Regions from separate parts of the Homo sapiens genome. Here region 2 is linked to region 1. The links are chromatin loops, found by intact Hi-C in ENCODE. Cell type or tissue: Calu3. All regions are shown on one strand.

Region 1 (8,000 bases):
CTTGTGAATGGGATTAACGATCTTATACAATAGGCCCAAGGGAGCTCATTCATCCCTTCCACCACGTGAGGATGTGGTGAGAATGTGCTATCTATGAACCAGGAAGCAGACCCTCAGCAGACACTGAATCTACCAGTCCCTTGACCTTGGACATCCTAACCTCCAGAACTGTGAGAAATTCCTGTTGTTATAAGCCAGCCCTTTTATAGTATTTTGTGATAGCAGCCTGAATGGACTAAAACAATGTCTAAGACATTTGGCTGATTTAATTGTTGACTGAAAGAACTTTTTTCAAGGATATGGTACATAATTATATGAATGTCCTTTATTGCCAGCAATACTGACTGTACAACTTATGAAGTATAATAGCATGATGATTAAGAGCTTGGTTTCTGGAATCTGACTATAACATTTCTTCTACTTGCTATCTTTGGAATCTGAGACACATTCCTTAACCTCTTTGGGTCTTAGTTTCCTCATCTGTAAATAATAATAATAAGGGTTACTACCCATAGTGTTGTTATGAGTTTTAGATGAGTTACTATTGGTAAAGCAGAGAACAGTGTCTGGCACATAAGAAGGGCTTGCTATTGCTATTTTAAGAAATAGTTAAGCCTATAGGGTCTTGACATCCAGGTTGGCTATGGTTTGTGGGTTCAGGAAACCTGAAGATTCTATTCACACCTGGCCTAGGATCTCTGTGAAAAGTTTTGAGTTATGACTCCAGAGCTGGCTCTGGAAAGTTTCCCATTGGTCAGATGAGTACATGTGAGAAATGGAATTGAGTACGAATATAGCCATTTGCAAAAATTTTGGCCTGAGGCTAAGATGAGTTACATTGATTGACTCAGAAGTCGTGGCAATAGTCTAGCCCTATGTACTAGAAGTTCTGTTATTTCAGCAAGAAATAGTTAAAGAAAATTCATCAGAGGATCCTAAGGCTCAATGAAATTCTGAATTCAAAATCTCTTTCAGAAAAGTCACTTACCGTTACAGTAGGTTCCAGTTAGTTGAAGTGTAGTCAACCCGAGCTTTGGTTAAATAATCATGTGGTTCTGAACCACGTGGAGCAAATGGTAATGGAGAATGTGGTCACTCATCTCCAAAGCTGGCCCACAGGGAAGTCTCCTTTCCAGCACTCACACTTGTTTGGTCTTCTCCCCATGAATCCAGGATGGTCCTCCAACTTGCTTTTGCCCCCACAGAGTGCAGGGGATGCAATGCTCTGTGGCTTCTGAGGCTAGGTCATAAGAAGGCTCACAGATTTTGCCTTTCTTCCTGGAAGGCTCTGGGGGAGGCTAGTCATGAGGCAAAAAGTCCAACTCTCTGGAAACAGCCATGCTGTGAGGAAGTGGTGTACCAAGGCTGGGGGCAGTGGGAATGGTCCACTTAAAAGTACAGAGATTAAAGGGATGCATTGTCTATAAAGAATTTAAAAAGTTTACTAAAACCAACTAAAAGTTGGTCTTCCTTTTCTTATCAGCATGCACAAGCAATTCTAAACAAGGCTCAGCGATAACATATCCCTTCCCATGAGTGGATCACTCCCACTGCCTCTTTCACACACCCTGCCTCCTGCAAGCCAATGCTGTGAAGCCCAACCTAGCCATGTGGCAAGGGAGATGTCTGCCCAGTCTCCAGCTGCTCCAGCCATCCCAGCTCAGGCACCAGTCACTTGAGGGAAGAAGCCATCTTGGATGTCCAGCCTAGTCTGGCTTTGAGAAGACTCTAGCTCCTGCTGCCATCTTACTGCAGTTTCATGAAGGATCAAATGTCATAGCCATCCAGCCGAGCCTTGGCAAACTACAGACTGTATAAGGAGTTTTTTTAGGGCACTCTGTTACGCAGCAATTGATAAACAAAAAAGAGAAGAGGCATGCAAGAAGAAGAGAGCCTCTTCTCTCTTAAAATAGCAACAAGTGTCCTTGGCTGTGTGGGGTCTCTAGAGATCAGCTAATCTTGATGTTGACAGAGGCCAAAAGTACTTGATTTCACTACCGGATGGAAATTATATCTGTGTAGATGTTGCTAAGCAACAAGAGATCAGAAACCTATAAGGAGTGACCATATAATGCAAAGCATTGAGTCAGCCAACTGAGTTCCTCCTGCACTTATTTTTTAGAACCTGCTTATAAAAGAAGCAATGTCCACAATGTGTGGGGGGAGGAAAGTCTCCTGGGACCTTAAGAGGAAAGCGTACACTTCATCATAATTTGCCTGCAATGATCAGCAAACGAAAAAGTCAATACACAACCTGAAAAATGGTCATTGTTTGTGATTTAAAAGAAGAGTAAGCTTTAGGAATAAATACTAACATCACTGGGAACTCTGTCTCATCCTCACATCCTTTGAAAAGGCATTTGTAAGTGTTAAAATCCTTTCCCCTTGAAATACCACAAAGCTGCAAATATTTATTAAAACATCCAAATCAGTAATGTCTTTCTGAGATTTACAAGGATATTATTAGGTGGTCAGTGAACTTGAGGGTTTTTTTGCAAGTCAGTGGGACCTAAAAACTTTTCCTTTGGCTGGTCAGAGAAGCAGGCTGAGAAAGGGGGACTCTTACTGAGGGTTTTGTGAATAGCCTAGTAGCAGGTGCACACGAAAACACTAATGGTCAGAATAAAGTCTACACCCCTTAACTGTTCCTCACCAGCAATCATTTTCATTATTTCTGCTCAGTGACCTTTCATTCCCTCCATTTTTCTCTGATAATTAGATTTCTTAAATTAAAAAAGGTAGGGGGAGAAATGATAAGCTCAATAGAAGACAAACAGGAATTGAATGGATGTATGCATTTATTTTTAATATGTTTTAGCAAAACCTGTATGTACCTGCCCCCCCCCCGCAACACATACACATCATTGGGCTTTAGAATCCTTGCTGAGATGTGGGTTTGAGGGAGATAACCACGTGTGGTGAGTTGCAGAGCCTGCCCTCCGCCTGCCACCGTTGCTGTGGGGAGCGCACTCTCTGTCGAGCGCTGCTGTAGCAGACCCACCAAATCCCATGTAAGTGGTCAGAGCACAAATGAGGTTGTCGGTGGGTAGTCCTACCCTATTCATGAGCTCTTTCAGAACAATTTTCATTACTTTTTTTAAATACTGTTTTTGGCAAACACTTGATACTTGAAATAAAAAATGCATGAGTCACCTACTGGGATAGGCACAGTGTGTGGTTCATTGAATTTAGCTAAATTGTGAGTCATCCATCAATAGTCCTCTTGGTGAACATACTTGTAATAATTTCACACATTACAAACAAAAATAGGTATGATTTTCAAGATTCTTGAAGCTGTTTCCCTTGGGGATTCTTTGGATTGTGTTTAGAGTTTTTTGTGTTGCTAGGTGGTGAGAAACTTGTCAGCTTTGTTTTCAGATGGATCCAAGGCTTGTGTCTCTGTCACGTGATAAAAGAACTTTGGTTTGGGAGGCTCAGGGGCAGAGTATGAAGCTGAGCGTCATGAAGTGGGGGGAAACAGGAATTAGCGATTAATATTTGTCCTTGTCAGATCATTGACTTTTAAGATTGATTTTGGCATCTGAAAAATGTTTGGCTCCACTCTCAGGACAGAGTCAGAGCAGTAAGAATATGCACCTGTGTCCCCCACCCCCTTTTTTCTGATAGGAGAGAGCTGAGCAGGGTGGTTATGTGTCTGTGCACTACTGCCCTCTGTTGGATGGCACTAGAATTTCTCTGTATCCACACCCCAGCTGAATGAGCGCTCCTGGTTGGCTGGCAGGTGACCCAGGCAAATATGTCATTATTGGACTAAGACCAATTAAAAAAAAATAGTTGGCCTGTATAAACTAAGAGAGACCTCTCTCTGGTGGAGAAATAAGAGTGTAGACTTTCTGACCTGTAGGGTTCTTCTATTCTGGTGGCTGCCGGGCAAGAGGCTGGCATCTGCTGCTGAATGACAGGACAGACTTTGTGATTAAACTGCTAGATCTTTGGCTTTTCAGGAAGTGAAAATAATCACAAGATAAAGTATCCTTACTTGCATTTTTCCCCTTTCATAAGTGCAATAGGGCATAAAAGGGCTTTGGCTTTTGGCTACAATCAGAGGTGAAAGTTTTTATATGGATATAAGAAGAGAAGTTAAAGCTCTTTGCAAACTATGGCTAAAGTGCCATGTCAGTAAGACGTATACAGTGACCCAGGACACTGGCTGGGAAGTTTTCTTTGTTTTGGCAGATTCCTCTGCCCTCCTTCACCTTCTCCAAGGTAGCGAGAGTAAGTGTCCAGGCATGAGCCTTGGGGATACTGTCCTGCCACTACTGGCTGAGTAACTTGGGAAAGTTGTCTGACTCTTGGGCCACATTTTTTCTTTTGTGTAAAATGAGGCATTTGAAATAGATGCTATCTCAGAGTCGCTTCATTTCTGAGATGCAATAAATTATCTTTTCTTCCTAGATGATAATGTAAGCACAAAGAACAAAACTATTTAAAGACCACACACATACCCTCTCAAACAAATCACCTCCCTTTGGGAAAGCAACATGTTCACTGTGATAATTCAGCATCAGGACCTGAGGTGGTGGGAACAGCTTTGGCTGGTTTGCTGCTCTCCAAGGAGCTCCTGTGCCGGCCGCATTGGACAAGCATCTCTGCCCTGCGGCGCAGAGTCTCCAGGACCAGCAGATGGCGGACTTGCACAGTCCACACATTTTCCAGGTTCTCAAGGTAAATGGTACTGATTAACATCCAGAAATAACACCCACTGATGTTTGAACAAATTGCAGCGTTTTCCAGGCCACTAAAACCATGGCACTTTGTGAGCTGGAACATTTGCTAATATTTAAAATGGTTAGAAAGATTGTTAATCTATAATACTTTCGAGTGTTAACAGCCTCTTTCACCCACGCATCAGAAACCCTTAATAAATTGGCCTTCTTTTTTTTCAGGTGGGGAAATTAGGGCAGAGGGTCAATTGGCTAAGATCACAGCAGAACTAGTCCAAATAATTCAGACTATACACCTTGGTGATCTTTTAGAATTGTCGTTCCTCTTGCCCTTCCTTTCTTTAATGCCCACTTCTCTTGGTTGTGGAGGGGAATGTGTGTGTTGACTGGGGATATGGAAGAGGAATTGACGTCTTCTGCACTTTGGGGCATTGCCACCTGCCATGGTCATCAAAGCTCCTGATCGCCACAACCTGTATTCAGAATACCTGTGATAATAAGAACTGGCATTTATTGATTACTTACTTTGAGCCAGGCATTGTTCTAAGCATTTCTCACACACTAATCATTTAATCCTTCCAGCAGCCCATAAAGGAGGCAGAGAGAGTAAGTAACTTACCTAGAATAACAGATCTTTGTATTTTTCTAGGCTCTAAAAGCAGCAATGACTTCAATCTATTTTTTAGTGGTAATCACTCTTTCACCCCAGATATTTTCCAGCTAACAGATCATTGACTGATTTTTAATATTTAAATTGAGAAATTTATTGGAGCTTTGGTGATAATCATGTAAGTAAGCCCTGGTTATAGTAGCTTGTAATGCTATTATTAGTGTTCAAGATTTCCTTTCACAACCTTGTGCTTAGAAGGAATGATTCACTAGAAATGGAAATAAGATGTAAATGAAATGGGGAAGCTTGGCAATTTAATCACTCAAGTAATACATATTTTCAAAGTGCTCACTTAATCCACTAGTCACAAGGCGGCATTAGAGATGTGTTGGGGGGTTTCACTCCAACAACATTTATTTATTTCAAAAACATACATAGTGGTTACTGCATACCAGGCACAAATATTAGTTCACTTAATTCTCCTCACAACTATGATGAGCCCCTTTTACAGATGAGGAAACCAAGGTTCAGAGAGGTAAGAAACATAGCTAGTAAGTGGCAGATCAAGATTTAAACCAGCCCCTAGCTTCTGATCCATGCTCATAACTACGAGGCTGTGCTACCCCTATCAATAGAAATCAGGTATGCTGGCGGGACGTACAGTAATTTAACCAGAGTCAAAGACAGAAACAAACAGTTATAGTGTTGATTTCCTCCTAACAACAATCCTTATATAGCAAATAATTTCTTTCTTTCCCTCTCTCTCTCTCTTTTTATTTTTTGAGACAGCGTCTCACTCCATCACCTAGGCTAGAGTGCAGTGGCACGATCTTGGCTCACTTCAGCCTCCACCTCCTGGGTTCAAGCGATTCTCATGCCTCAGCCTCCTGAGTAGCTGGGACCACAGGTGCATGCCACCATGCCTGGCTAATTTTTGTATTTTTAGTAGAGACGGGGTTTCGCTATGTTGGCCAGGCTGGTCTTGAACTCCTGGCCTCAAGTGATCCACCTGCCTTGGCCTCCCAAAGTGCTGGGATTACAGGTGTGAGCCACTGTGCCTGGCCATTATATAGCAAATAATTTCTAAAATAAAAAGTGAGACTAAAAATAGCTAAGTTAGCTACTGGCCTTGATAAAGGAGAATAGGAATTATAAAGAACAGGAAACTGTAGGGAGACCTACAGATGTTTTGTTTGTTTGTTTTTGAGACAGAGTCTCACTCTGTCTCCCAGGCTGGAGTGCAGTGGCATGATCTCAGCTCACTGCAACATCTGCCTCCCAGATTCAAGTGATTCTCATGTCTCAACCTCTGAGTAGCTGAGACTATAGGCGTGTGTCACCATACCCGGCTAATTTTTGTATTTTTAGTAGAGATGGGTTTTCATCATGTTGGCCAGGCTGGTCTCAAACTCCTGGCCTCAAGTTTTCTGCCTGCCTCAGCCTCCCAAAGTGCTGGGATTACAGGGGTGAACCACTGCACCTGGCCTGTTTTTTAAAATGGGTAGTGATGTTTGTGATACTTAGAACAATAATTAGTTCATCATTTTTACTGAAGACTAAGCAAAAGGAAGTTGTGTGATATCACAGTTGTGTGTGAGTGAACATCTGTTGTTTTTCTCCTTCCCCTTTCTGTGATGATGTCGTCCTTCACGGCATGTTTCCTAGGAGAAAAACCTTCTCCATTTATAAGGTGCATGGAATCCGCTGGGGATCTTGTTGAACTCTGGATTCTGATTTGGTGGGTCTGGGATGCAGCTCCAGATTCTGCATTTCTAACCAGCTACTAATGCTGCTGGTGTGCGGCCTGCTGGGAGTGGCAGGACTCCTTACCTTCCTCATCCTGCTTGGGTGTGGGGTTGCCAGAGACAGTACCTTCCACATCACATTCCTTCTACCTTCTGCATAGGAGTGGTTGTCATGTGATCCAGATTTGACTAGATATGATTCTTATCTGGAATTTGGTTCTCCTGCTCCCAACTCATATACCTAGGAGAAGCCTGGCTTCAGGAGGAGGCAAGGAAGCCAATTCACTGAGAGCTGCAGAAAGAGGAAAGGAGAAGGGGGAGAGAGAACAAGGATGACTGGATGATGTGCTTTGAGTTCTGGAGGCCAGCTCTATCCAGGAACACAAGCCAATAAAGTCCCTTTATGCTTAAGCTAATTTGTATAGTTTCTGTTACTTGCAATTAAAAGGGTTCTGCCTAATACGGAAGTAATTTAGATTTGATATAAAGGAGAATTCTTTACTGTAACAGGAGGGCGCTTTGCAACTCTTGCTAAAGACCATTGGGAACAGAACAGATACTGAGGTTATTTTAGGGAGACTTGCAAGAATAATATTAAAATATTTAATAATTAGCATGGCATGGATGCTGACCAGTCAAAACAGACACCAGCCACAGTGACATTCTGGGAACGCCAGCCTTGGTCACCTGGATGCCATTTGTAGTAGGTACAGGATCTACAGTATTTTTGTGTTGTGAGTTATATGCCTGCATTCTTTAGGCATATAATTTTGCTAAGGAGGCTTTCATTAATGCTTTAAAAGATACAATGTTCTCTTACCTTTTTTTAAAATAAGTTATAAACTTCCATTTTCCCCCAATATTTTTACACAGGGTTAATTCATTGTGATGTCAGGTGATCATCTTCATTTTTTTAGAATAATCTTCAGAATGTTCTCCTATAAAATTAATTTTAATATC
Region 2 (8,000 bases), 190 kb before region 1:
GTGGTATTTTGTTATGTCAGGCCTAGCAAACTAATAGATGCCCCAAAGTGACAATTCTGGAAACATTAGACTGGTCAATTTACAGCGGATTAAAGTGTACACCAAGTGTCAGTTTAATAATTTACATTGGGATTACATTGGGATTATTTACTGGGATTCCAGGCGTGAGCCACTGCACTTGGCCCAAAATTTATAGGCTGGATGTTCTAAAACTGTTATGTTGCTACTCTTTCTGAAAAATATATCTGTTTAGTGGTAGAAGGCTAAAATTTCTTTGCTGTTTAACTTGAAGCTAATTTGTTCTCTTTCAAGACACATTTTATTAAAGGAAAGTGAAGAGAAGAAGTTATGTAGTAACAGTCTTTAGAGTCTATTTTTTTTCTTCCTTTTCTGTTTTCCCATTTTTTAATACAGGTTTGAGGTGGTGACCTTGCCAGAAGACTGTTGCATTCTCTTGAGAGAATTATCATAATTCTAGTTCAGAAGCAGGCCACGTGGTCACATTTTATCTCTGCTAGTAAAGGTTACAGAATGATGTTAAACTGCTGAGAAAACCAGACCCTTAAGCAGAGGCTAAATGACATCGGCTGTTAGAGGGATGTTGAAATAAGTATCATATTTCATTTATTATTGAAAGATTTTGAAAATGGCATTGTTAATAGCAGAGATAGTAAAGTGCTTGAACTTGTTTGAAGTTAAATGCATGATTTCAGTGTATTATGTTTAGGTACACCTATGGTTAATTGCACTTATTAAGGAAGACTTTTTTTTTTAAGACTTGAGCTACTGTTTAGATGATTCATTGACTAGTAGTTTTTGATTTGAACCTTACACTCCATGGTGTTAACTTATATTTTATAAATGTATTCATATATGTACATATAATAACAGATTATCCACTACACAAGGGCCAACTTGCTTTGGGTCTTTCCTGCACACATTTGAGCTATACTGTCTCTCAGGCCTAAATGCTCTATTGGGCATCTTGGGTTTCTCATAGAGAGGGGAGCCCAAGGGTGTGCACTCGCCCTTACCTTCCTTTAGAGCTTTTCTTTCCCTCCTCCCCTGTGCACCTGCCCAAGGAAATTCTCAGTACAGGTCATGGCTCATGCCCACTCTGTGCAAGGCTGCCAAGGGGTGAGACTCAAGAAGGTGAGGCTGCTGCCTGCCTGGTGCCTTCTGTGACCTCTCCTGGGTCTCTGGATTTGCTCTTTTTGTACCTCTATTCTGAAGATTTTAAAAGATTCTGTAAGATTCTATGTTTTATATTGGTTGTTTTTCTGCCGGGTAAGTAGAAAAGGGTACAGCAGGCCTATTATTTACACTAAAGGAACACTACATGTATTCTCCTATACCTCTGATATGGTTTGGCTGTATCCCCACCCAAATCTCATCTTGAATTAATTTTCTTGTGTCGTGGGAGGAATCTGGTGGGAAGTGATTGAATTATGGGGGAGGGTGTTTACTATGCTATTCTTGTGATAGTGAATGAGTCTTACGAGATCTGATGGTTTTAAAAACGAGAGTTCCCCTGCACAAGCTCTCTCTTTTTGCCTGCCGCCATCCACGTAAGATGTGACTTGCTCCTCTTTGCCTTCAGCCATGATTGTGAGGCCTCCCCAGCCATGTGGAACTGTAAGTCCTTAAACCCCTTTTTCCTGTATAAATTACCCAGTCTTGGGTATGTCTTTACCAGCAGCATGAAAATGAACTAATGTAATTTCTCTTTTTATTTCTTTTTAAACATATGTTGTTGGTTTTTTTTTTTCTTTTCCCCCCCATCACTGAATATTTCTAGTGCATGTTGATGATCTTTCCATAGAAGTTCCCAGAGATCTACTTTGTTCTTGTTAATGACCACATGGTATTTATTTTTATGGAATAACCACATAGAATTCTATGGTGTGGAATGCCAGCACAATACTAATGAACATTGAGGTTGCTGTTTTCCTTCCGTCTTTCCTCCCTCCTTCCCTTTCTTCCTTCTTATTAAACAAGGCTGCAGTGAACACTCTTATACATATATCTTTGATGCTAGGAAAGAGTATATTTGTAGCATAAATTTCCAGTAGAATTGCTGGGTCAAAAAATGGTAGGGAAAATTTGTATTTTATTAGATATTGCCAAACTTCCCTGCAAACAAATTGTACCAATTTGTGCTCCTACTAACAGCATATGATGATGCCTATTTCTCCTAATCATCAGAAACACTGGGTTAGTTAATTTCTAGGTCATTATTGAAGATCATTCTTCTACCTTCTCTTTGTTTTTCTCTGGGCTGCATGTTAGGCCATCATTCTACTCCTTTTAGAAGATTTCATTCACTCATTGGCTTCAGCTACCATTTAGGTCCTAACAAATTCTAAATTTAAGCCTCTACCCTTACCCGAGTTATATATTCAAGTTGCCCATTGGGCATTTCCATCTGTTACTCTTAACACATTTACAACTTAATATAAAGAAAACCAAATATTATCTCCTGTGCACATTCCTCTCCCAGTCTGGAATGTACTCTATTTGTGCTTCCACCCTTGATACACACAATGACTCACATAAATTCAGACCTTGGAGAGGTTGTGGCAGGTAGCTAAACTCATGAATTTTGGAGCCAGATTAGCTGGATGTGAACTCTACCATTTATCGGCTGTATGACCTTGGGTAACTTCTTTTTTTTTTCTTTTTCTTTTTTTGAGACAGAGTTTCGCTCTTGTTGCCCAGGCTGGAGTTCAATGGTGTGATCTCGGCTCACTGCAACCTCCACCTCCTGGGTTCAAGTGATTCTCCTGCCTCAGCCCCCCAAGTAGCTAGGATTACAGGTGCGCACCACCACGCCTGGCTAATTTTTGTATTTTTAGTAGAAACAGGGTTTCACCATGTTGTCCGGGCTGGTCTCGAACTCCTGACTTCTGGTGATCCACCTGCCTCGGCCTCCCAAGGTGCTGGAATTACAGGCATGAGCCACTGCACCCCGTCAACCTTGGGTAACTTTTTAACCTTTTTGTGCCTCAATTTCCCCATCTGAAAATGGAAATAATACTTCATAGGGTTGTGGTGAGGACTTAATGAATATATGTCAAGTGTGTAGAACAGGGCATGTTACATGATAAATCCTATGTAAGGGCTGTTGATGAATTTGACTTCTCCTCACATCTGTGGAATTAGCTAGTCCTGTAGATTCTAACTCTGAAACATTTCTAACTGAAAGCATTCTCTTTTCTCTATTCCCACTGGTGCTGCCCTAGTTCAAGCCTCTGGTATATTTTACTGAAATAATTGTGATGGCCTAACTGGGTCTCTCTCTTTTTATTTTATTTTAATTTTTCTCTTTATAGCAAATATTACATTTCTAGAACCCAGAACTGATTTTTTTTTCCTCCCAGCTTTAAATCTTTTTTTCAAATCTTTTGCTTACCCAGAACTTCAATTCTACTTTTTCCAGGAAATGCTTCTTCCCTGATCTGACTGTGTGGTTCTAATGAGAACACCTCTTTCTCTAATACTGCACAATTCTTGGTCCTAGTTGAGTGCACTAGGTGAACGTGTAACTCAGCCTGCCCCAATTAAAACCCTTCTCTTGGATCTCTTAAACTATAACTGCAGGAAAAAGTATCAGTCTCCCTCTTATGTTGGAACTGGGACAATAAAGTTTGGAAATTATAGGCAATGACATTTCCTGCCCTGTGGAGACAGCTGAGGAGATGAGAGGTGGATGGGGAGTTTCTTGGCATTTAGCCTCGTGCTATGAGCTGACTCATAGTCCATCTGCACTCCGGTCTTCCTTGTGTTATGTGGGTCTTCTAATAAATTCCCCTTTTTCCAAACGATTTTGAGCTGGATTTCACACCCTTGCAACATTTATGATGCATCCTTAGAGCTTCATATTCTGTTGATATCCACTTTGAAAATCATCACAAACTTTTATAATTTCAGCACAAAGTCAAGGAATTAAAAAAAAAAGGTATTCATGGAATTACAAATATATGCATGAGAAAGAGAAAAGCAGTCCCTGACAACTAGGAACTGCGTGATAGGCCTTGGTGTTCTGTTGAACATAAACAATCTCACGGAACACCAACATCACGGCCACTCTGTGACCGTGAGGAAGTGGGGTCAACGCCCACCCCAACAACATCTTGTCTAAATATAGACAAAAACAAAGTCAGTCTGCAAACCACAAAAAATGTGGAACATTCCCCTATTCTGGCTAATGTGAATGACTTCTGCTTCTTTACCAATTATAGCATTAGCCTCACTTCATTCCACCTGCTTTATAAGTAAAACTCATTAAGATACTAAATTATGGGATTGCCCCCACTTCCTGACAGCATTTTATCCAGAGCAAAGCCCACTTCCTCAAACCCTACCAAAAATCTCCCAATAAAAGCCCAAATCCTATAAGTCCCTTTTAACACCTTCTTACTCAGACATCCACAGTTCCCTATGGTGTGGTTTCTCCCTCCCTGAAATGAGCAAGAAACCCAACTTGTGCAACTGCCGGTGTGTTCCTGGTGGCCTTTGGCTGGAAGGCATTGACACGTGGAACATTTAAAACAGTTTGCTGTAATAGTTTTTTTTTTTTAACTAGATTTAGACAATGATACAAAGTACATTCTGGACACAGATCTGGGAACTTCTAGTATATAATTATAATGGCTGATAAAAAACAGACTTTAATTTTCAATTACACATTATTGAAAGAATCACAAAAGACAAAAAGACAAGGCGAAAGGCATTTCCTGAATGCATTTTGTACTGCAATCTAAATTAGATAGTAGTACTTTGCTTCTAAAGCCAGAAAATAATATTAATATTTCTACTATATTAACCAGGGACTATCATCTGGAAATGTAAAAGCTACAGTCCCAGTGCATTTTCATTAAAACCTGAAGGTGGCAGTAAATTCCTACAAGACTTAGGTGCCTAGGTTAGAATTTGTATTTTTCCTCCTAATTATTCAAAATGGTATAGTGAGACTTCAGTTGTATTTAATCCTGTTGCATACTAATTAAGAGATGTTTAGGAAGAAGATAAAGCTCTACACAAGGATTATATTATTATTACTCTTTATTAGCTGAAAAAAATTCACCATGTAAAGGGCTTAGGGACATTGCAACTGGTTATATGCTTTAGAGTTACTGTAGAAACAAAGTATGTAATTAAACAAAAGGGAACATGAGAGCTTGTAATACAGATCAAAGTGCTCTGAAGGGATGTGGCAGTAAATATAATCATCCATCAGTATCCTCAGGGGATTGGTTCCAGGATCCCTGCAAATACCAAAATCTACAGATGCTCAAGTCCCTTATATAATATGGTTATTTGCATATAACCTATGCACATCATCCTTTAATTCATCTCTAGATTACTTGTAATTCTCAATATGATGTTGTGTAAATACTTGTTATACTGTATTGTTTAGGAAATAATGACAAGAAAAAAAGGACTGTACATGTTCAGTACAGATGAAACTATTCTTTTTTTCTGAATATTTTCCATCTGTGGTTGGTTGAACCTAGCTGATGTGAAACCTACAGATATGGAGGACTAACTGCATAGTTTATATTTATCTATTAAATAATAACCATGTTGTAGATTTTTGCCCCACATTTCTCCCAATTTTGTCCTCAAAATTCTTAAAATAGAATTTTGTATGGTTGTGTTTTTACCTAATTATCTACTATAATCAATATAATCTCTGGAATATTATTAATCAGGGAAGGCTTAACTGATAATTTAATATAGACAATTTACAAATAGCAAGTTAATATTCATACTGGAAAATGAGTTACTTTGTTGATCTTTTATATAAAGATCTAGAACTAGATTGTTTCATAGTTTCTTTTCTTAGAGAGTAAACATTATCATTGGTCCACTGAATTATATCCAAAGTTATAGTAATGTTTTAATGACCTCAATATATAGGCATGAGATTATTAGAACTTTGAAAATTGGGAAGAATAGGATTTCTGTAATCTTTTTAGATAAAAGTTAAATGGGAGCGAGAAGGAGACGGATGTTGAGAGAACGAGGAGGAAGGAGAGAAAATGGCGTCAACGGATTACAGTATCTATAGCCAAGCTGCAGTGCAGCAGGGCTACAGTGCTTACGCTGCCCAGCCTGCTCAAGGATATGCACAGACCACCCAGGCATATGGGCAACAAAGCTATGGAACCTATGGACAGCCCACTGATGTCAGCTATACCCAGGCTCAGACCACTGCAACCTATGGGCTATGCAACTTCTTATGGACAGCCTCCCACTGGTTATGCTACTCCAACTGCCCCCCAGGCATACAGCCAGCCTGTCCAGGGGTGTGGCACTGGTGCTTATGATACCACCACTGCTACAGTCACCACCACCCAGGCCTCCAAGCTGCTCAGTCTGCATATGGCACTCAGCCTGCTTACCCAGCCTATGGGCAGCAGCCAGCAGCCACTGCACCTACAAGACCATAGGATGGTAACAAGCCCATTGAGACTAGTCAACCTCAATCTAGCACAGGGGTTACCAACCAGCCTGGCCTAAGATATGGACAGAGTAACTACAGTTATCCCCAGGTACCTGGGAGCTACCCCATGCAGCCAGTCACTGCACCTCCGTCCTACCCTCCTACCAGCTATGATCAGAGCAGTTACTCTCAGCAGAACACCTGTGGGAAACCGAGCAGTTATGGACAGCAGAGTAGCTATGGTCAACAAAGCAGCTATAGAAAGCACCCTCCCACTAGTTACCTACCCCAAACTGGATCCTGCAGCCAGGCTTCTACACTGGAGGAGACTTCTGCATCAAGTTTTGAACGACTGATGAGTAAGTGCTCACCAGGTGAGGAGGAGCTCAGGGAACAGTTGGTATAAAGGCTTAGAGGTATGTGGGAGTTGGGATGAGTTTGGGGAGCAGCAAATTACCTGGGGTGCAGGGAGGAAATGGTGAGAGATGAGAGTAAAATAAAAGTTGCTAGAATTGTGAAGGGGCTGTCTTCGTTGTAGATAGTGAACTAGGTGAATTTGGATTATTGTACATGTGTTGCTGAATATTCTTGGTGATAGTTTTCTCCCCTTGTTGATGTTGAAGCTGATAGTGATTGAAAAGATTTAGTTTGTTAAACTTAGTTAATAACTTTTTAAATTTAAAAAAAATTTTTTCAGAACAATTCGAACTTTTTTTTTTTTTTTTTTAAAGGAACAGGATCTCACTCTGTTGCCCAGGCTGGAGTGCAGTGGCATGATCATAGCTCGGTTGCAGCCTCTAACTCCTGGGCTTAAGCAAGTCTCCTGCCTTTGCCTCCTGAGTAGCTAGGACCACAGACAGGTGCCACCACACGTGGCTAATTAAAAAAAAAATAGTAGAGATGGAGTCTGGCTGTGTTGCCTAGGCTAGTCTCAAACTCCTGGGCTCAGGCGATCCTCCTGCCTCTACCTCTCCCTCCCAACGTGCTTGCTGGGATTACAGGGGTGAGCCACTGGCCAGGCAGACTTTTTTTTTTTTTTTAAATAATAGAAATGGGGTCACACTATGTTTGCCAGGCTGGTCTTGAACTCTTGGGCTCGAGTGATCCTCCAGCTTCAGCCTCTCAAAGTGCTGAAATTGTGGGTGTGATCCACTGCACCTGGCCGCAGAACATTTTTGATAAGTGTTTTATATCACATGTTTTGCACTTATACAGTGGTGAATGAATTGAACTCATATGTTCCTGGGGATTCTTGCAAAAAATTCTTTTAAAGTTATACTTGCTCACAAAATGTTAATTTTATAAATGTAGCACACTCTACTACTAATAACTTTTATTTTATTATTCTATTATTTTTTATTTTTTAAGTAAAACAGCTCAGTGACCAATGTCACTGGTGTGTCTATAGTGTTTGAACAACAATATAGAAGGTGGCACTTCTATGTACTTTTCCTATCATAAGAAAATTTCAATCTGAAATACACTGCACTGTAGTTGTATGCTTGTGTTTGTGTGTATGAGTATGAGTATGTGTGTCTATAGATGTGTTGTA

Evidence for each region. Hi-C counts contacts between places; a loop is a spot of excess contacts. Peaks named below come from ENCODE experiments on the same cell type or tissue, not always from the same donor. Only the 100,000 strongest peaks of a DNase experiment are listed, where the experiment ranks them.
Region 2: a loop joins it to region 1, with 10 times the contacts of the local background. A loop is called at or near these places in 32 of 110 quality-filtered maps.

What each region holds. Positions count from the first base shown.
Region 1 is chr14:36,066,000-36,073,999 of GRCh38, forward strand. LINC00609 (long intergenic non-protein coding RNA 609) reads left to right here and starts at 4,428. Exons shown (of 3, transcript NR_073454.1): 1 at 4,428-4,686. It overlaps LOC105370452 (a long non-coding RNA gene), which reads right to left and starts at 1,730. Exons shown (of 3, transcript XR_943752.3): 1 at 989-1,730. In Calu3, CTCF peaks have their summits at 3,690 (motif pointing left) and 4,645 (motif pointing right); DNase peaks (open chromatin) are centred at 2,962, 3,672 and 4,622.
Region 2 is chr14:35,874,959-35,882,958 of GRCh38, forward strand. It overlaps the pseudogene EWSR1P2. Among named protein-coding and RNA genes, the nearest start is that of BRMS1L, 53 kb to the left of the region's middle. In Calu3, CTCF peaks have their summits at 4,861 (motif pointing right) and 5,063; a DNase peak (open chromatin) is centred at 3,733.